Linked DNA regions of Homo sapiens: all the other regions are linked to region 4. A link is a loop called in an ENCODE intact Hi-C map of the cell type or tissue named here. Cell type or tissue: ascending aorta. All regions are shown on one strand.

Evidence for each region. Hi-C counts contacts between places; a loop is a spot of excess contacts. Peaks named below come from ENCODE experiments on the same cell type or tissue, not always from the same donor. Only the 100,000 strongest peaks of a DNase experiment are listed, where the experiment ranks them.
Region 1: a loop joins it to region 4, with 2.5 times the contacts of the local background. A loop is called at or near these places in 5 of 110 quality-filtered maps.
Region 2: a loop joins it to region 4, with 2.3 times the contacts of the local background. A loop is called at or near these places in 2 of 110 quality-filtered maps.
Region 3: it touches region 4 in a loop (2.0-fold over the local background); 2 of 110 quality-filtered maps call a loop at or near these places.

What each region holds. Positions count from the first base shown.
Region 1 is chr15:35,695,057-35,700,056 of GRCh38, forward strand. All of the region lies in intron 1 of DPH6-DT (DPH6 divergent transcript), which reads left to right. Among named protein-coding and RNA genes, the nearest start is that of DPH6-DT, 150 kb to the left of the region's middle. In ascending aorta, a CTCF peak has its summit at 2,633 (motif pointing right); no DNase peak of the experiment used is centred here; H3K4me3 peaks cover 334 bases; H3K27ac peaks cover 3,532 bases.
Region 2 is chr15:35,748,758-35,753,757 of GRCh38, forward strand. All of the region lies in intron 2 of DPH6-DT (DPH6 divergent transcript), which reads left to right. Among named protein-coding and RNA genes, the nearest start is that of MIR4510, 180 kb to the right of the region's middle. In ascending aorta, a CTCF peak has its summit at 3,037 (motif pointing right); DNase peaks (open chromatin) are centred at 3,064 and 4,851; H3K27ac peaks cover 1,413 bases.
Region 3 is chr15:36,354,439-36,359,438 of GRCh38, forward strand. All of the region lies in intron 1 of LOC105370767 (a long non-coding RNA gene), which reads right to left. Among named protein-coding and RNA genes, the nearest start is that of CDIN1, 220 kb to the right of the region's middle. In ascending aorta, no CTCF peak of the experiment used is centred here; a DNase peak (open chromatin) is centred at 3,090; H3K4me3 peaks cover 529 bases; H3K27ac peaks cover 2,534 bases.
Region 4 is chr15:36,577,710-36,582,709 of GRCh38, forward strand. CDIN1 (CDAN1 interacting nuclease 1) reads left to right here and starts at 1,917. Exons shown (of 11, transcript NM_001321759.2): 1 at 1,917-2,252. The coding sequence starts at 2,152. RefSeq lists an enhancer at 2,036-2,155. In ascending aorta, no CTCF peak of the experiment used is centred here; a DNase peak (open chromatin) is centred at 1,892; H3K4me3 peaks cover 2,369 bases; H3K27ac peaks cover 1,062 bases.

The DNA.
Region 1 (5,000 bases), 880 kb before region 4:
AATTAGCCAAAGGAGGTAGTGAATTAATGTATCAGAACTGTCTAAATACTTACCATTTTATCAGCAGACACCAAGGTCCTAAGGTAAAAGGACTTGGAAAGATAAATAATGGTGGTGGAAAATGGTGAAGTCAAAAGCACTGGGCACTGTCCAGGAAAAAAGTGCTGAGGGTGGAGATGGGGGGGATGAAAGGGAGGATTCCTGGTCTGAAGAGGTAGCATGGGGATTCTGAGAACCTACCTTTGGAGAGGACACTGAAACAGAGCTCGGCTTCACAATGTAGCCTAGATTCGGTCCTGGGCAGTGTTATGATAATGATGGAGGATTGATGGGAGGACTGGTACCCAGGTATGGGAGGGGGAATGTGATGCTTCAGAGTCTCTGTGACCTTCTTGAAGAAACAGGAAATTAGTGATTCTTCAGAAAATAATCTGTTTGCAAGAACCAAAGTCTCTAAAAGTGTTATTCTTGACATGTTCACCTGACTACGGACAGTGTGTGTTGACTGACCAGTGGAAATTTTCAGTCTTCAAATAGATGTGCTCCTCTTTTCAAACCTGAACATGACATTAGCAAAATCAATTCTAACCATAGCCAGTCCATTCTCCAATCAGATTTACTTAGGAATCTCATTATAAAGCCAAACTTCTTTTGTAAATGTTTTATTTTAAATCATAGCACCATACTATTGTATAAGCAATAATTGTTTAACTGATTTTTTAAGCAAACTACCGTATTAAATATACAAATGTAAGAGTGTAAAGGCATGGAATAACAATATTATTTCAAGTTATATTTAAAGTGAGATTGCTCTGATAAGTCAATACACTAGGAGCTAGGCTGTATTGGAGACCCCGATGATTACTTCTTTATATTCAATTAGTGCATGTTTGAAAAGCTGCTAAGAGTAATCTGATTTTAGTTAACTGTTCTTAAATCTGGTTTGAACTTGGCCTGCTAGTCCTTTGACAGATCTGTGGGGTGAAAAGAATAATGGACTAGTTTGAACTTGCTCTTAATGCTTGGGTTTGGGTGGTTCTAGAATTAGACAGATGGCCAGATGGAATTAATGGGAAAATATTCAAGCCCAGGATGTGAGTTTTAATTGAAAAGCTTTGGTTTTCAGTAACAGAAAACAACTCAAGCTACTTAAGTAAATATTGAGAATTTATTATAGGAATATAGAGATATTGATGGGTACCTGAGGGCAGGAGTGTAGCTAGCCCTTAGAAAAGATTGAAATAGTCCTAGGAAAGTCAGGAAAGCCAGAAAGTACTCTTTCTCTAACTCTTTCTGCTTCTGGTACATATGGCTGGCATTCAGGTCTCTGAGGCACTTGATATACTTCCATTTATTTTATTTTATTTTATTTTTTGAGACAGAGTCTCACTCTACTACCCAGGCTGGAGTGCAGTGGTGCAATCATAGCTCACTGCAACCTGAAACTCCTGGGTTCAAGTGATCCTCCTGCCCCTGCCTCCCGAGTAGCTGAGACTACAGTTATCCACCGTGTCTGGCGGATTTTTTGATTGTAGAGGTGAGGGCTTACTATGTTGCCCAGGCTGGTCTCGTCTCAAACCCCTGAGCTATAAGTTTCCTCCTGCCTTGGCCTCCCAAAGTGCTAGGATTAGAGGTGTGAGCCACTGCACCCAGCCCCATACTTCCAACTGAATGTAAAAACTAATGGAACTCTCTTATCATTGAATTTCAAATTCCTAGGAGAAGTGGATGACCTTAAAGTGGATCAGCTTTTCATCCTTGATCTAATCACCTCTTTGCAGTGGAGTTGGGTAGGGTGAGTGGAGAAGTGAGGTAATGATATATCAGCCAGCTGGGGAGCTACTCCTATGAGCAATTCCAGAGAGATGAGTCAGTGAGTTGAGCAGACATCTGAGAGTAGTCCTATAGAGTTTGAAATGGGGCTCCCAGAGTTGGTGCAACAGAGTAGGAAACAACGAGAAGACAAGTTAAAAATAAAAATGAAAATGGCAGCAGAGATAAAAATTGATAAAATTTTGTATCAACAAGAATTGGAGTCAGCCACTCTTAAACTCCTGGGCACGAGTATTTATTTCCTCCCCTTTGCCGGCGTGGAAGAGGGCGCACTATGGGAATTTCACCTCCTCCCTAAGGCATTTCCTGACTAGTTGTTTCTCACTGATGCCCTTAAACTATAAACCTCTACGTTACTTGAAACTTGTACCTCACTGAGCTCTTGCTAGTATACTAGCTTTACTTTTTCTGGTGTTGTGTTATACAGATAAATGATAAAAATATGCATATACATATAGCTCTTTCAGCTTAGGCTTCATGTTTTTTTTTACTTTATAGCCCACCTGCTTCCAAGAGTATATGGGGCAGCAATTCATCTGAAGATTGGGCTACTCAAAGGCTATATATGCCTCTTTTTCACTCTTCAGCATCTATTATTATTTGCAAAATTAGAAAATTGTGCTGGATGAGCTCTCAAATGCCTTCTAGCCCGAACAGTCTCTGATCCCATGGTCTAAGATATAACCTATCCCAAGTAAATGTAAAACTTTGTGACAAATCACAACCACGGGGAGTTTGTGACAATTTTTAGCCTGCAGGTGTTGCTGTGGTGTAAGAAGAATTAGGAGATGGTAAGGAACCCATCAAACAATAGCGATAAAAAAGATGTTTTTAAGGATTCTGTTTACATCCCACAGGCAGGAGCAGGTTTCCCCTGCTCCAGCACCTCTCTGTGAAAGGACTGGGGTTGGTTTCCCGAACAGGGCAAAAAGCAGAGGGTGTGTGTTCTCGCCAGCTGGACCTCGATATCTGAAAGGATGTCCTGTTTACATTTGGCACCAGAGCTTAGTGATTGCACTGCCTGAGTGCCCAGAGAATGAGATAAAACTCAAAATAAATTTTCACACAAGTTTAAAAAATAACACTCTGCTGACCCTGTCATCATACCACCTGGGATTAGTTTACCAAAGGCCTGTGTTTCAAAAGAATGCTTACTAAGGAGGGTGAGGCCGTGGTATCCACGGAATGCATTTTTTTTTTTTTTTTGGTGGCTAGGAGGATTTTCTTCATCCTTTCTCTTTTTCTTCCCCTTATTTTTTCTTCCCCAACACCCATCTTTTTTTTTTTTTTTAACATAGAGAAAAGGGAGAGGCAGAAGCTTGGCTGAGAGCCAGACTCATTTCATGAAGTGACCTGTGTAGGTAACTGAACGCTACACCATATACTAAGCATTCAGTATAAAGAAAATTAAGCAAGTCTATTTTAAAGCCTGAAAAGTTTATTTTTTCTTTTTTTAATGAAATAATTTCATTTATGAGGAGGTGTAGGATGTGGTGGCGAGGATCCAGAACAAAGAAGAAAAAGGAATGGGAAACTGGAAAATAAAATTTGCAGGTGAAAAATCATCATGGGAGACAAAAACTCTTAAACACCAGAGTTTGTTAGTCTCGGCAGCTGGAGTGCTGTGAGAGTTGGACTACTGGTTCACTGCAGATTTTTGTTAAGCAAACATTCTCTTATGATGCCTACTCAAAGGCCTCTTGTCCTTTCTGACAGCTCGCCTCTCTGACCCCCTGAACTGGTTACAGTTAACACTAAATATTGCCATCTTTTATTGTTGGCTACCATTCTGCCTTAAATTCTTCCATGCATGAAATGTATAGGGAACTATATATACGGAGATGGCTTCAAGTGTATAAATTGTCTCCCCAATGAAATTGGAAGCTTCCTCAAGGCAAGTCACCACAGAATTCCATATTTTAGGCATTATGGTACCTACACAGAAATTAATCAAGGAAGACCAAAACAACCTAGAGGTTTCTAACTTTTAGTCTTCCCCCTCCCCCGAAAACGTGTACATTTTATGATTTCTTTGTTTATTCTACACTGCATGTACAAAACAAGCTTTGGATACCAAATTGTGTGTATTTCAGGATGCCAGCATTGCTTTTGCAATAAGTGGAACCAGAATTAGCAATTGAATAGCCAAGTAAATGAAGACCAGGTACTCAAAACCCACCATTTATCATGGGTTTGCAAGACAACTGCGTTTATTTCACTCTACATGTGAGAGAACATGCCTAGCAATCAGGTCAGCACTATGAACATTGCACTGTATTTATCTTTAGTCCCTAAACATTGTGTGTAATCAAGGAAGTGAGATGGAGTAATAAAAAACCATTATAGAGTTCTGAAAGCCCTCAATTTCATATTTACATCTTGGAACCAGCTCATTCTGACTTCATAACTCCTTAATTAGAGGCACAGTCGTTTTCTTTTCTGTAGGGCATTTTTTTCACCCTCACAATACAAGCATACATTTGGTAACTAATACCAGCAATTAGCCTCATCTGCTATGTAAATGAGTGTAATTGCAATTAAATACTTTAGTAGGCCCAAAGGGAAAACATGCAATCATTACAAAGTAGAAGAGCATGGTTAAGGGACATTTTGAAGTGTTAGCAGAAGTGCTTTTCCCTGTGGTGTCAGGAGCCTTTTCTATGGTGAATTATTTCACTGGGAGCCCTGGAACTTGACTTGCATTTCTTGTTCTATTTTCCTACAGAGTTCAGAAGAAAACTGCCCTTTTCAGCATTTCTAAGGGTTGATTGGTTTTGGTAACAATTGGTTTGGAGAATTGGTTTCTCTTCATTGTAGATCCAGGGCTTAAAAATGTTAGCTTTCAGCTGTGTTTGGTGTACAAGTTGGAGAAACAACGCTATTCGCCAAAAAGATATTTTTTAGTATCAATAATTGCTGATTAGTAGATCTTGAGGTAGAGAACTGTTGGAAGAACATAATACACATAAGAGAGAGAGATGCCCTACTAGGGAGTCAAGCAGTACTGGTACTGTTATCAGAAAGGGCTCTAGATCTAGACCCCAAGAGAGGGTTCTTGGATCTTGCACAAGAAAGAATTTGGGGTGAGTCCATAAAGTGAAAGCAAGTTTGTTAAGAAAGTAAAGGAATGAAAGAATGGCTACTCCATAGGCAGAACAGTAGCATGG
Region 2 (5,000 bases), 830 kb before region 4:
TTGTAGATCACTGTGCCAGTTTATTAGTTCCATACGCGTACCCATACATTGTTTAATTTCAATTGAATAGGCTTGTAACAAATCAAATTTTATTTGTCCCCCTTGGTTTATATACTGATAGAAAGTTTTAATGAATAGATTATTGGTTTCTTCAGTAAATAGCCCTTCAGCCCACCTCTGATTGCTCAGGGCCTGGCTCAGAGTGACCATTGAGAAGGCACTTTTCTTTCCAAGCCTCAGTTTCATAGTCTGTAAGACTGATATAAATATGATCTCTGCTTTAAAGAGTTATTGTGAAATTAAATGCGTTAATCCATATAAAATACATAGCACAGTTCCTAGTATATTGTAAGCATTTAATCAACGTGACCATCATGATTGTTATTATTATTGATATTAATTGCTGAAAGAACAGAATGTTTTTGACACCAAAGGACCTTACAGATGAGTGAACATACTGCTATTCATTCTTATTGTCCACAAATAAAAATTGCTAAGTTATTGTTCAAATTTTTATTCCAAACAATATTTTACAATTGTATGTTCTTCTGAGGTAATTCTCAGAACTTGCATTTCAGTGATTTAACATCATGATTCTTTCTATGATTTGAATGATTTAATTAAAGGCCATTCTTCTTAAGCTTAGCGCTTAAAAAAGTCTTAGTAGAATTAGGCTTTTAGAAATTCTAAAAATATGAAAGAGAAAAACATTTGACTCCCCAGATATGTGCAAGCAACAGCAAACCATCAGATCAACTGAATAGATTAAAAGTACCATTTAACATTAGCTAAATATCCTTTTATTTTCGATATAAAAAACAGTAGAATTCCAGTGGTAACTAATGTAAATAATTTATTTTTCCTCATTTAATGGCTATAGTTCTAATGATATCGTCTCATCATGAGGTAAAATGTAAAAATGCTTAAGGACTCAGTACTCTAAAATAGATTTTTAATATTTAAAAGGTTTGTGCGATTTTAAATAAGGCAGTGCCACCCAATATCATAGCATGCTTCATGAGAAAAAGATGCTAAATTTCCTTGACCTAGTTTCATCTTCATGTTTAGGAAACAGTGTCTAAGAAGTAAACAAAGTAGTTGTGCCTCATGTAGGAGATGATTATTGTTTGAATTTATGATTCATGCCTTGAGCAAAATTTTGTTTGTGGCCTCATTTGCAACCATAATTTACAACTTTACCAGGGATATGCTGTGTATTTGGAAGGTAATATATCAGACTTGCTTTGTACTGGAACAGTTTTCTAGCTCTGGGTATAGTATTTTCTGTGTTTCTGTTAGCTATAAAATTTCTAGGCATAACATTTATTGTAGCAAATATGGAAATTAAAAAAAATTGCATTCCCCTTAGGAATGTCTTATTGTATTTATATTCTGATTATGGTTAAATCCAACTATTGTTTAAAGGAGTTGTTAATCCTGCAAATATCTGGTTGCAAAAGTAGGAAGATTTAACTTTTTCAAATTTTTAAAAAAGTAAAGATTGCATCATTTTTGCATTGTGTGTAACTCTCATCTAAGAAACTAATAAGTAACATGTGACTCCAATATAATGTTTGTGTGTGCCCTTAAAATTCAGAATTTTTTTTTCTGTTGCAAATAATAAGTAGACTATAATACTGTAAAATGAGTTTTGCCTGTTATCTTTCATCTATAAGTTAGTGAAGAATTTCCCACAGTATTTATTGGAAGTTCCATTGTCCATTCTAATTTCAATTGTCTTAATACATATGGAAATACCGGGGATTTTATAATCAATCAATCAGTCTACTCCAAGTTGTAGAGATCCTCAACTAAATGTAATGTATTTTCTAGCACTGACATTTATTTATTTGCATCTTTGTACTGCAATTTTTATTAGGATGCTCTTTTATTAAGGGTAATACTTATTCCTCCAACTAAACATTTAAAAATTAACTCTAAGCTTCCACTAGTTTGAAAAATTTCTGGTAGCTTGATTTGAAAATGTAATTTTAATACATATGATTAACAAATATGATCCCATGCTATAATTTTAAAATACTGAAATTATTATTCTGTATCCGATTATATAAGTTTAAAAACAGAGTTAAAAATAGAAAATATTGCCGTTTTTCTTGTTTTCTGATATAATTAATAAGAAAAAAAGCTAAAAGCCCAAGGGAAGTTTAAAAGTGTAGAAAAAACTTGACAATGAACATTTGCCTAATATGCTTGGTGCTACATGTACTTACAGCGTAAAAAATAGATCAACCTAGAATCAGACTCTTCCAGAAATTCTTTCCATCATCCAGTTCTTAGCAGAGTTTCTTCTGACATAAAGGTAAGTAGACTGAATAGTCTAGTGAGAAAGAAAGCGATCACTTTTTCTGGCCGTTACAGTAGAGAAGAGAGAAGTAGGATAATGCCTTTAGTCACAATGCTGGGACTTCAAAACAGAATTAAAACTCTGTTTAGGAGAATGTAGGCTCAAGAATCATTTCGACACTATTACATATTTCTTTTCTTCCCCCAGTAATTATTCATTCAGCTATTATAACTAACCACAGTAATTTTCTTAGAACAAAGGAGAGCATGGCAACAATAGCTTTAAAAATGACGAAGTTTAAATGCCCAAGGTCAGAGTGTAACGTTTTGATTTCCATAAGTATTTCAAATGCTACAGGCTTTATGTAATAATTTTAATGTGAAAAATATGCAGGCCACGCTTCACTGCTCTTTGCATATACTGCAAAGAGGGAAAAAAAACCTTAAAAATTGCTTAGCTTTAATTGAGCAAAGGGATTCACATGTGATCTGAACTTGTGGTTCATAATTCCTCTAGACAGCTTCGGTTGCCGTGTGATGATCCTAATTAAATTATGTAACGGCACTGAACTAGCTAAGCTAAAGGGCCTGTTCTTTCACATCACCTGGTGACTTAACTCTTTACAGGACTCTGGGTTTGGGGCTTTGGTCTTCTACCACAATCTTGTGTGTTTTTTCATTGTTAAGGGAAGGAAAACACAGTATTGATGGAATCCGCTTTAGAAGTTTCGGCCTGTAGGTGGCAGCATTGTAAGGTTTTGGAAGTCGTGAGCTCCCAGGTCTCTGCTTGCCTTTCCCCCAAGCCTCATCCACCCGTGCCACATCAGGGGAGCTAACATCACTATACGCTCATGTCAGGTAAAACTAAAATGGAGAGAAATGTCGTAGTCAAAAAATTAGGCTTTGTTCACTCCCGTTTGTGTTTCATTATATTTCTGATGACACGGTACATTTCTAATTCTGACCTGAGATTCAGCTAAAGGATTTTTCTCAGTAGTCAGGCGTCAACCCATGGCAAACCATACTTTTTCAAGATAGGCGTTTTACCAAGTAAAGAAAGGAAATTATTCTGGGGGAATAATTATTTAACTTAGCCATGCCTATTTTAATCACTTGGGAACAAGTTAGACGGCTTCGTGGGGCCATATAGAAATCACCTAACGAGGTCACCTCACAGTAATCTCAGTGTCCCTATAAAGGTTGGCTTCCCTCTCTTCCTCCCTCCTTTTCTCCCTCCCTCGCTCCCTCTTTTTCTTCCTTTCTGCTTTCCTTTCTCCCTCTCCTTCTCCCTCCCTCCCTTCCTCCCTTCCTTCCTTCTTTCCTTCCTTCCCTCCCTCCCTCCCTCCCTCTTTTCCTTTCCTTTTCTCCATGTGCGGTCACCTTTCACTCAAGACCTGAGATTACCTTTCTGATTTGGCAAGGGTGGAAAAGAAACGAAGGTTTACCAAGTAGAAAAGAAATAAAAACTTCACCAAATTTGATACATTTAATTTACAATTCATGATTCATGTAGCTTTTAATGATGTATTGTTTTATGCAATATGAATTTCTCAGATTATATCACTATAATACATAATAAATGCATATATGTGGATGCTAGCATGGATTTTATTGACTGTGATGTTTTCCTTAGACCCACAGAGATCTTGCAGTCTTACCTCGCACACTTCTCTCTGAAAGTTGTGCTTCAAAAACTTCCCTAGGTGATAATGGCAACAGTGTAGTGTAAGGACACTGGTTTCAGGCCTTGTATGAAGTCTTTGGTTAACTGAATCCTTGGGGAAAATCATTTCTGAGGTCAAGATTGACAAAATTGTTTAAGTATTATTGAAAATATAAAACAAAATTGTTTCCTCAATAAATATAATTAGCTGCATATACTGCAGTTTCAAGAGCAAGCACTGATGTTAGGACCAGCTCTTTAAATAAAATAGGACCTCTGTGGTCTCTGGAGGGAACATGCATAAAGCAAAGTAAATGATTTTCTGTCAACACTAAGTAGACAGGTGCTTACATTGAACAGCATTCTAATATGTCTCTGAATATTTATGTCTTCTTTTTCAAATGCATTGCCCATGAATGTCACAGCTGTCAAAAATCTGTACACAAGAAGATAAAAAATGAAATTAATAAAAGGCAGATCAACATTTCGTTTGTTTGGAACACTTTTCCCCCTTGCTGCTTTCTTTTTTCTTTCTTCTTTTTCTTCTTCTTCTTCTTTTTTTTTTTTTTAATTTTTAACTCAGCTGTGTTTTAGGATTTTGGTACATCTGCATGTTCTAAAAGGCCAACGGAAATGTAAGTTGACTAGTTGTATTTGGGCTGGCACCAGGGCCTGTCTCAGTATTTAAACACCAAAATAATCAATGGAATTAATGGCCAAGAGGAACAGGGTCTGAGGATTTTTCTAGCCATTTCCGCTGTCCATGCGCTTGGCTTGCTTGGGTGCCACAAACGAGATTCTGACAGGTTGTCACTGCCCTGACCTGAAACTCAAGTTTGTGAGGTGAGAGGCTCTTAAATCTTTTGGCTTCTGTAGCCCAGAGTTTTAGCTGTGCAGAGTTAGTGCCAAAACAAGCCATCATGTGCCCTCAGAGTTATAAAGGAATTTGGTTTTCAGAGCAGAGATGACTAAATAGAATTGGTGGTAGATCAAAGCAATGAATAAAAAGGTCTATTTAGTCATCAGATCCCTG
Region 3 (5,000 bases), 220 kb before region 4:
CACTTTGGGAGGCCGAGGCCGGGGGATCACGAGGTCAGGAAATCAAGACCATCCTCGCTAACACGGTGAAACCCCGTCTCTACTAAAAATACAAAAAAAGTAGCTGGGCGTGGTGGTGGGCGCCTGTAGTCCCAGCTACTCGGGAGGCTGAAGCAGGAGAATGGCGTGAACCCGGGAGGCGGAGCTTGCAGTGAGCCGAGATGGCGCCAGTGCACTCCAGCCTGGGCGACAGAGCAAGACTCGGTCTCAAAAAAAAAAAACAAAACACACATTTGATTTGATGCCTAACGTCCACCTAGAAATAGCAAAAGTGACATGGGAAAATTTCCAGTCCCTGATCTGCAAAAGAGTAAAGTAAAATAATCATGTCAATACATAATTTTTAGACTGTTCTATACAATATGCATACTTACATATAACTAAATATACAAAATGTAGAATGGATTCTGATGCCAGGCCCTATTCCCTCTTGCTTGGGGAGTAACCTTGATTCAGTCTGGCTGAAGACATAGTTCTGAATCCTCTTCTGTGTCTCTCAGATGGAGTTCGTGTCACCTTGTTTGGGAAGACCAGCATTTTGAAGTTGGGCTTAACCACAGTTGGTGGTATCGTTTCCTATGCATGTTTAGGTTTGATCCTACTAATTTCAGTTAATATTGGTTTTACTTTTTCTATTATAAATTCTTAGATGCAGTGTCTCGTGTTAACCTAAGTACAAGATAATAGTGGTCACCACGCTCAATATTCTCTTAAGTACCAAATAAATGCTATTTAATTTTTATGACTCAAGAGACTTAAAAATTTTTTTTTTGCAGTAGTTTGGTCATATCTACGCAAATTGAGATTGAAGAGATTAAGATTTCAGCCCTGTGTTTGTTGTGAACAGTTTGAGAAAGTGTTGCTTGGGGCCTGAAGTATCTGGGAAATTGTCAGATGTCTCCACCCCAGCTGACTAGGAAGAGCTAGCCAAATTTTTCAAACCATAGCCTAACCTTTTCTATTATTTTGACGACAGGTATCTCTTTAGCCAGATCTACAAAGTCAAGGTTAACAGAGCTAAGAGATAATTATCTAGGCAGTTTCCACCTCCATTAGAATGATGATGGCTACAATTTTCCACTTTATTTTCAGTATGTAGACTGAGCACATGGAAGCCAGAGAAGAGATGCTTAAGTCAAATTTCCAAAAAGAAAATTATTCTTAATCATTCTAGTACAGAAGGTTTGGAGAAATTAGGATTCACATTTACTAGTGGTGGGAGTATAAATTGGCAATTTGGCAATGTCTAGTAAAGTTGAAGATGTGCATTTCTGATGACCCAAAAATCTACACACCCCCTTTTTTTGTTTTTTTGGTATGTGCCCTAGGAGAAAAAAGCACATACCTGTGCACAAAGACACATCGCTAAGATTTACATATACTTATACAATTAAATACTGTGTTCCAGTTAAAATGACTGTGGCTTAGATCTACCTGTGTTACCACTGGTAAATCCCAAACATATAATGTATATGAAACAAACAAGATACAAAAGAATGCATAGGGTGTAATATCATTTTCAAAAGGTTAAAAAAACCTGTAAAATAGCATATATGTTGTTCATAGTCATAAAAGTATGTAGTCAAAAACAATCAGAAAACATTTATATGCATGAACTCATGATAACCATTTCCTTTGAGGAGACAGAGAACAAATAAGGATAGAAAAGGAATACATAGTAATCCTCAACTATATCTATGAGATTTATTTTCTTAAAGCACACATACACACACACACACACACACACACACACACACAGACCCCTAAAGTGCAATGTTAAGATTTGATAAAATTGTGTTATGGGTCCATGGATTTTTATTATATTATTCTCTATAGTTGTCTACATGTTTGAAATATTTCATTATAAAATATATATTTTTAAATCATCCAAGCGCAAGAATATTTATCAGAGGAATCACCAAAGCAAGGAAAAATAAAACATCCCACTCAACTTCTTTTCCCCATAAGAAACCATGAATTATGGAGCAAAGAATGCCTTGTATTTATGAGAGAGATTCTTCTAAAGGATGCCTCACATTTATAAGTGAATATCCCTGTAAAGATCACGGCTTATTCATCCTAAATTCCAGACAAGAATATCCTACATTGGATTTGGTACAAGTTTATGATCCCAAAAGCATTAAGGTTAGCTCTGCTTAACATTTTATTTCTTAGCAGAACACTTTAGGAATTCCGAGAGAGGATCGCCCAGCTCGATCAGGGTGTTACACTGCCCTTGGAGCATTGGGAAGATAAGATAACTGTGGAAATAAATGATAGAATGGACTGAGCCCTTAGTGTTGCTGTGTTGTTTATCATACTTGTAAGACTGCAGCAATCAGAACATATGTATGCATTTTTCCCTTGAAACATCTTTTGAGTGGTAGTTGTGTGAAACAATGATCTGTTGAATTTAATTCACAGATCAAAGAGGAAGGAAATTAACCAACACAGTAAATTGATTATTTCATGGGTGACATAACCAAGGCAATGATTTATCTTAATAAAGGGCAACTTCCCTCTAGTTCTTAACTGAATTCCAGCCAACGCAATAATACTCGGCTGTTAATGACTTTGATGTTGATGTGGAAAAGTGAATGACTGCATAATCACTGAAATGGGACCTCATCACAGTTGGAAACGTTTAAGCCAAATCATTTTGGACTGTGAAAAGAGCCCTGAGTGGTGGATATTGGCTGGGTACCAGATCTTCAGTCTTAACTAAACAGGGCCTGAAAACTTTATCATATTGCACTGCTCTGGCTGGACCATAACTCTGACAGCTCACAGAGACTGGAGTTTAATATATATGTCTGTGGCCTCACAGAGGGAAGAAAGAATTCCAGGGCTTACAGCACCGATAATAAATACATGTCTATCAGCATTCAGCTGAAAGTGTAATTAGTTAAATCCGTCTTTGGGAGAGGGAACAGAAGAAAGGAAACAGAAGTCAACTTAAAAAAAATTGAACCAAAAGCTTATTTTTATACTCCACGTTACTAAATATGGCTTAAGAGCTTGCGAGACAGCGTTAGTCATAGATGGCAGCCTCCACCTCCTCCCCTCCTCCACTCTCCATCTCTAAATAATAAAATGAACTAAAATTAGAGCTGCATTCAAGTATGTTTGCTTGATTATTATTATTTGAGTTTGAGCTGAGAAGTCTATGAGGAGAGGTAGCACCCTTGGGAATATAAGGGACTCCCTGGTGTCCACATTTTTTACTTCTAAATGGAGAAAAGGAAACCAGCTTTGGTCACAGCCCAATTGTCATCACCCAACCCAGTAGATTTCCTCTTGGGCTAATCAGATGCTGGATAACATCAACTTCCTAGAGTTAAATTATTACATCCACGTATTATAATGCTAGTCTTCAGCAAGTGTCTCCAACCCACCCCATTCTCCCCTAGTCTCCACCCTATTCACCCTCTTCACAACCTCCCACTGTCCCCAGATGCTCCTAAACATAAGTTTCAGGGACTTGTCCAAGTGAGCCTATACCAAGCTCTGCAGCCACAGCTTGGTGACCAGGACTTATAAGAACACAGCCATAGGCACAGCTTGAGGGGCACCAGACACTTGCCTGTTTAAATACCACAGAGCCCCCAGGCTCAAGAAACTCAAGATGTCTGATTCTGATCATTTATTTTAAAAAAAATCTGTCTTTAGGGGCAAGGATTGTTAAACTGCTCATCCAGGCCTGCAGCTGAGGTTGACTCAGAGCTCAAAGCTGGAAAATGCCCATGTGGCAAGATTAGAAACTCATTTGTGTGGTTTCTGTGGCCTTGCCGGGAGCCTCCTTCTTTTCTCTCCTCTCTCTTTAAATCCAAGCCTTCATCAGTTTATTATTTTAAAGGCACCCTTTTCCTGCTGAGTAAGTGACATGGCTGCATCCAGGCAGCTTTTCCCCAATGCATTAATGACCCTCGAAGATTTTATTCCTGTTCAGCAACCTACTTAGATGAGGTCATCTGGGAAACTTTCAAATAGTCTATACCTTTTCTTTTTTTTTTCTGCTCTTCTCAAACTGTTCTCCTCCATGTGCAAGAAATTCTTTTCTTTTATTCCCTCTCCTCAAATTCAATCTGAATCCAAGTGCTTTTAATTTTTAGCTGCATTTTGCAAGCCTGGACTTTCAGGAATATATGTTATGAAAGCACTGAAAGAAAAGACTTTCTTGTCATCAAAACCATAATAATTATGTGTCAAAGATAATTACTGCTTGGTGTGTAATACATCTAATACCAAGTGACAGAGAAAGTAGTCTACCGGCAGACAAGAGTAACTGCCGGCTGGCTGAAATCTGATATAAAATTAACCACCAGGCTCAAGCTCTCTGCCCACTGGAATTTCACCAGATAAAGGCCACCTCCACCCCCCAAAATAATTCTTAGCAATGGTTAGTTTATTTGTGTTCTTTGTTGGGAACTTTTTAAAGAAATGCTTATATTGGTATATGTGTAAAAATTAGTTGTGTCTCTCATAAAGATATAAGACTGTATTCCAAATGCCCATGTTGCATATGCCATAGGGAGATTATCTGGAGAGTTGAATTGTTAATACAACAGCTAAGAACACAACGAAACTCTGGGAAGTAAGAATGAGAAGCTTTCAGAGATTGCTAGTAGTTTGGCTCCATAACACCTGAATTTAGAATCTAATACTTATATAGAAAACCAATGCATTGAAAGCAAAGCATTTAAGGATGTGAAGATGGACCACAACACTGCTGGAACAAAGGGAGGTAAAGAGAATCCTAGGGATGCTACCAAAGTAAAACGTGATGGTCCTTGGGAAATTTCCCTGAGTTGGGCTGGGAAACAACTATTAAAAAAAAAAAATCAAGCATGAGAATTCTGCTCAAAGGTTCCTTTTGGGCAACTTTATAGCCGAAGATAAGGGCCAACTTCCTTTTTTGATCAGTGATGCCCCTGGCACATTTCACCACGAGCAAAATCAGC
Region 4 (5,000 bases):
CCTTAACCTTTTCATGTCTTAGTTTTTTCACTCTGTACAAAAGGGAAGAGGAGGATAACAGCAATAGTACCTGCCTGGCAGGAAGTTATGAGGATTAAGCGAGTCTGTGCATGGGGAGCCTGTAAAACAATACCTAGTAAACGCCCTGTCCATTTTTATCAAGTAGTCTTACTTAGCCTATTTATTTATGGCCAAAACCGCAGTTGCTCTTGCACCAACCTAATATTTCACATAGACTATCCTCTAGACACCACGCTATATAATCTTTTATTTGTACCAGCCTGTTAATCTTAAAAACAGCCCATGCCCGGGCGAAGTGGCTAATGCCTGTAATCCCAGTACTTTGGGAGGTAGAGGCTGGAGCATCACTTCCGGTCAGGAGTTTGAGACTAGCCTGGTCAATAAAGCGAGACTTCATCTCTAGAGAAAAATTTTAAAATTAGCCAGGTGTAGTGGCATGTGCCTGTAGTCCCAACTACTCGGGAGGCTGAGGTGGGAAGATCGCTGGAGCCCAGGAGTTCGAGGGTGCAGTGAGCCACGATGGAGCCACTGCACTCCAGCCTGGGCGACAGAGTAAGACTCCATCTCTACATCAAACATACACAAATAAAACACCTCCATGAATTAAATCAGTTTTACAGACAAAAGAAATGAGGCTTCGATGGATTAAGGAATTTATTCAAGGAGGTATATCTAAAACTTCCAACCCAGGCATTATTCCAGATGAAAAATTTTAAACCACTTACAGGTTCTCTAAAGTCTAAGCACCTTTGCTTTAGTTTGCTTAAATTGTTGAAATCAGAAGAGAAACACAACACATGACCTTCTAAGAACCAAACAGATTTTAGAAAAGAGATTAAATGAGGGACTGATATCCCAACAAATTGCTTTAGGAGAACTGAGATCCATTCACAATACATATAGAAAATAAAAAAAGATTGGCTCATTACTCCAAACATTTATTGAGCGCCTACTATTTTCTGAGAACTGGGGTTACAATAAGATGCGATTTTAGACCTTGAGCAGCTAACTGCAAGGAGTGAAAGTGACTTTTTTTTTTTTTTTTGAGACGGAGTCTCGCTGTCGCCCAGGCTGGAGTGCAGTGGCGCGATCTTGGCTCACTGCAAGCTCTGCCTCTCGGGTTCACGCCATTCTCCTGCCTCAGCCTCCTGAGTAGCTGGGACTACAGGCGCCCGCCACCACGCCCGGCTAATTTTTTGTATTTTTAGTAGAGACGGGGTTTCACCGTGTTAGCCAGGATGGTCTCGATCTCCTGACCTCGTGATCCGCCCGCCTCGGCCTCCGAAAGTGCTGGGATTACAGGCGTCAGCCACCGCGCCCGGCCAAAAGTGACATTCTTTACTGCCGGCTGTTTGATGACGTCGGATTTGTTTCAAGTCTGTTTCTCAACAAGGACAAAACTGCCTTCCACGCGATGTACAGAAGTTGTAGGGCTTCCTCAACACAAGCCAAATTATGTTTACAGCGACCCTAGTGAGTTTTCCTGCTCGGACCATGACAGACTTGGTAGAGTGAAGACATGGTTTCTCGGCAGGCCAGTCCACGCTCCGAGGAGCGCTCAAACTGGCGCGTTAGGAAGTGTATTCAAATCGCGCGCTCTGGCAGGGGCTTTCGGGGGCTCACGCTGAAGGATCGCGGGGCACTCGTGAGACCTGCCGCCTGGTCTGTGCGTCAGGCCGCCCTGGCTTCTAGTAATTGGGAGAGTACAAAGCATCCCTTGTTGACCCTTTGATCCTAGGTGGGCGATGCCCTGGATTCCTACCTGCCTACTGAAACTCTGGCGCGGCGCCTTTCCAAGGGCGGCCGCTACTTCCTGGTTGGTTTGCCCTTAACTGACATGGCGGCTAGTTGCCTTCGGCGCACCACTGCGGCTGCTCAGTAAGCCAAGCTAGGGCACTCTGGTGTACAGCCAGTCCCCGCCGCGGAGGTGCCGGTGGAGCCTGGGACCGGGCGAGTCTCCGCCCCGCTTTTGCAGCTAGGGGTGTGTTTCAGGGGGGATTGGGGCAAGCCAAGCAGGCGAGGACCCGGGCCTGTGCCGCTTTGCCTACCCCTCATCCCTCGGCACCAAGGCTACTTGAGCCCCAGGGTGTTTTTTCCTTGTTCCCGCCACCTCCTGGTCCCTGGCCCAACATGATACTGACCAAAGCTCAGTACGACGAGATAGCCCAGTGCCTAGTGTCTGTGCCGCCTACCAGGCAGAGCCTGAGGAAGCTGAAGCAGAGGTTTCCCAGGTAAGTGTCCATCTCTCCCCTCTCACAGCCCTTTGCCTGCAGCAGCAGTGCCTGGGCCGCCCAGGCAGCGCTTAGGAACCACGTGTCACACATGAGTGGGGAGGAACACCAGTGTCAGGCGTTAGGAGGTCGAGGTTGGCGAAAAAAGGTTTATTCTTTCACTCGCCTTCCACACAAAACTCTTAACGGTGAGTTCATGGCAGCCTTCCAAGGCCTTGCAATTAAATTCAAGTCAACAGATATTTATGGAAAACGTGGTACGTGCTAGGTGATGGGTGAACATAGTAGGTGCTTCATAAATGACCAGAGGTTAATTGACAGATAGTAGGAATGAATGATGGGTGGGAATATGAATTGTAGATTCGAAAGGAGCAAATGGAGGACCCTTTTCAATTGGCCGTTGGAAACAAACAAGGGAGCATAGAGGTAAAGCGGCTTCATACTGTTTGACTGTGGCTTGTACTGTTAACTGTGGAATTAAGTGACCTCAAGGGTTCTCAATCCAATCAGAGAGCAGGGTACCCAGGGATTCCACTCTTGGGTCATTGGCCATTTGAACAACCAGATCTAAAGTTTCTCCATATATGTTATGCATACACACATTCCGGGTGTATTTCATACTTCCTCCCCCAAACACTTCTTTTTTCAGCGATTTTAGAATTATCCAACTTTCTAAGAAAGGACTTTGGGAATTATGTAGATTTCTCATTTTAATGAAGTGGAAACTGAGACCCCAACATTACATGAGGAACCAGTTGAGGACAACCAGGTCACTGTATTTATGTTGTGTTAAAAGCAGAGAATGTTTGTTTACTTTTTTCCTAATGAAAAACCAAATCCAAACCTGTACCATTTTGTTTTGTGGCACTGAGCATGGTTATTCCTAATGGAGAGCTTCCCCATCCTTGACGTATTCAGTCCCTGAACAAACACGACAGAAGTAATTTCTTGAGAAAAGAAAGGTAATTGGATAATAGGTATCAAAGTACAAATTGAAGCATAAGTTTAAGTTCTGTTATGACTTTGCTTTTTGAAGGACTTGGTTTTCCTAGTCTGTAAAATGAAGGAGTCTCTTTTCAATATTATCCAGATTTGATTTAGGGCAATATTTATCCCTTTATAGCCTTTAGTATTTTATCAGACTTGCTAAGAAGGAACAAAATTGACACATAATTTAATTTTCTGTCATTAACTCTTGCCAGTTCTGCACATGAACAGTGAAATGGGTGAAGACTGGTCAGCCAAGGGAATAGGTAGATTTTTCTGGGCAGTTTTAAGAAAGAGCATACATTTTGATATTCTCCTCTCACTATGTATGCAATCACTTGTAATTTTGCTTTTTTTTCTCTTCCTCTCCCTCTTTTTCTCTTTTTCGTTCTTTTCTCTAGCAAATACCTTGTCTTCTCTATAATAAGTAAGTGTCTGTTACTTTAATCAACACTTACAAAAGCCTCCCTTCTGTCTGGTGTATTCTCTTATGCTCTTTTCTTTCTTATTCATGATATACTCAAATCTTTTTCACTTCTCCCAAATGCCATACAGGGAATAAATAACAACTCTCCTTCCACAGGAAACTTTATTTAGAGAGAGCTGAACTACTAATCCGCAAAAGAAGGGATTAAAGAGCTATTTAGGGCTGGGTGTGGTGGCTCACGCCTGTAATCCCAGCGCTTTGGGAGGCCGAGATGGGAGGATCACTTGAGGCCAGGAGTTCCAGATCAGACTGGGCAACGTAGCAAAACCCCGTCTCTAATAAAAATCCAAAAAATTAGCTGGGTGTGGTGGCATGTGCCTTTAGACCCAGCTACTCAGCTACTCCTGAGGCTGAGGTGGGTGAATCACCACATCAAGGTGATTGTTACCTTGTTGCATTACAATCCATTGGCCTATTTTGAACTTGAATGGATCTTTTACCCATGCCTGATTTGTTATCATCGTGCATTATTCCTTTGTAAAATGTTGCTTGTGAGTTGTGCAGATCTTACAAATGTCACCTTTCATTATACAATATCAAAAAATTACATTTGTTAATATCATCTCTAATCTCATCAGAAGTCTGTAAGATTTGAAGCTGTCAAGCTTGTGGTGATGGATATGAGCATTCCAGTATTTGAATTTTCCCTTGAAAGCTCAAATTTTATCATTGGCAACAAATGCTATTAGTTGTTTTCCTTGAAATGACAGGCTCACATTGTTTATTTTTGAGAAAGTGTCTGCCAGATACTTAAATCTGAATAATATACTTTGTTATCATTAATTCAAGTAAAAATGGTGTTCCCTAGAAAAAGTAGCTAGTTCAGCTCTCAAACAGTCATACAAGTGCTTTCCTGGGAGGCAACCATCATACTTTGATATGAAGTATATGTGCTTTGTATTTACTCTAGTCATACAGAATGTTAAAAGGTTGTGTATTCAAGGGTTGAGATTTAATGCAATTAATAAGAGAATATTCTTTAGTGAAAGTCTTGTTTTGTTTTGTTTTTCCTGCACGTGTGTGGCAGTGAATACAGTGACTACTAGTACAGTTATGATGCCTATGATTTGTGCCTTGTTTTATGCTCAGGAGCTGGCAGTTTTACTCACCATTGTTTTTGTACCATAAGTCCAAATGTGAATACAGCGCAAAAGGAAAATACTATCTTGCTATTTTTATAAAAATAGTCGTGTTGACCCTGTAGACCTGTGAGAGGGTCTCAGGGACTCCAAGTCCACAGCCACACTTAGACAATCACTAGCTAATTCAAATCA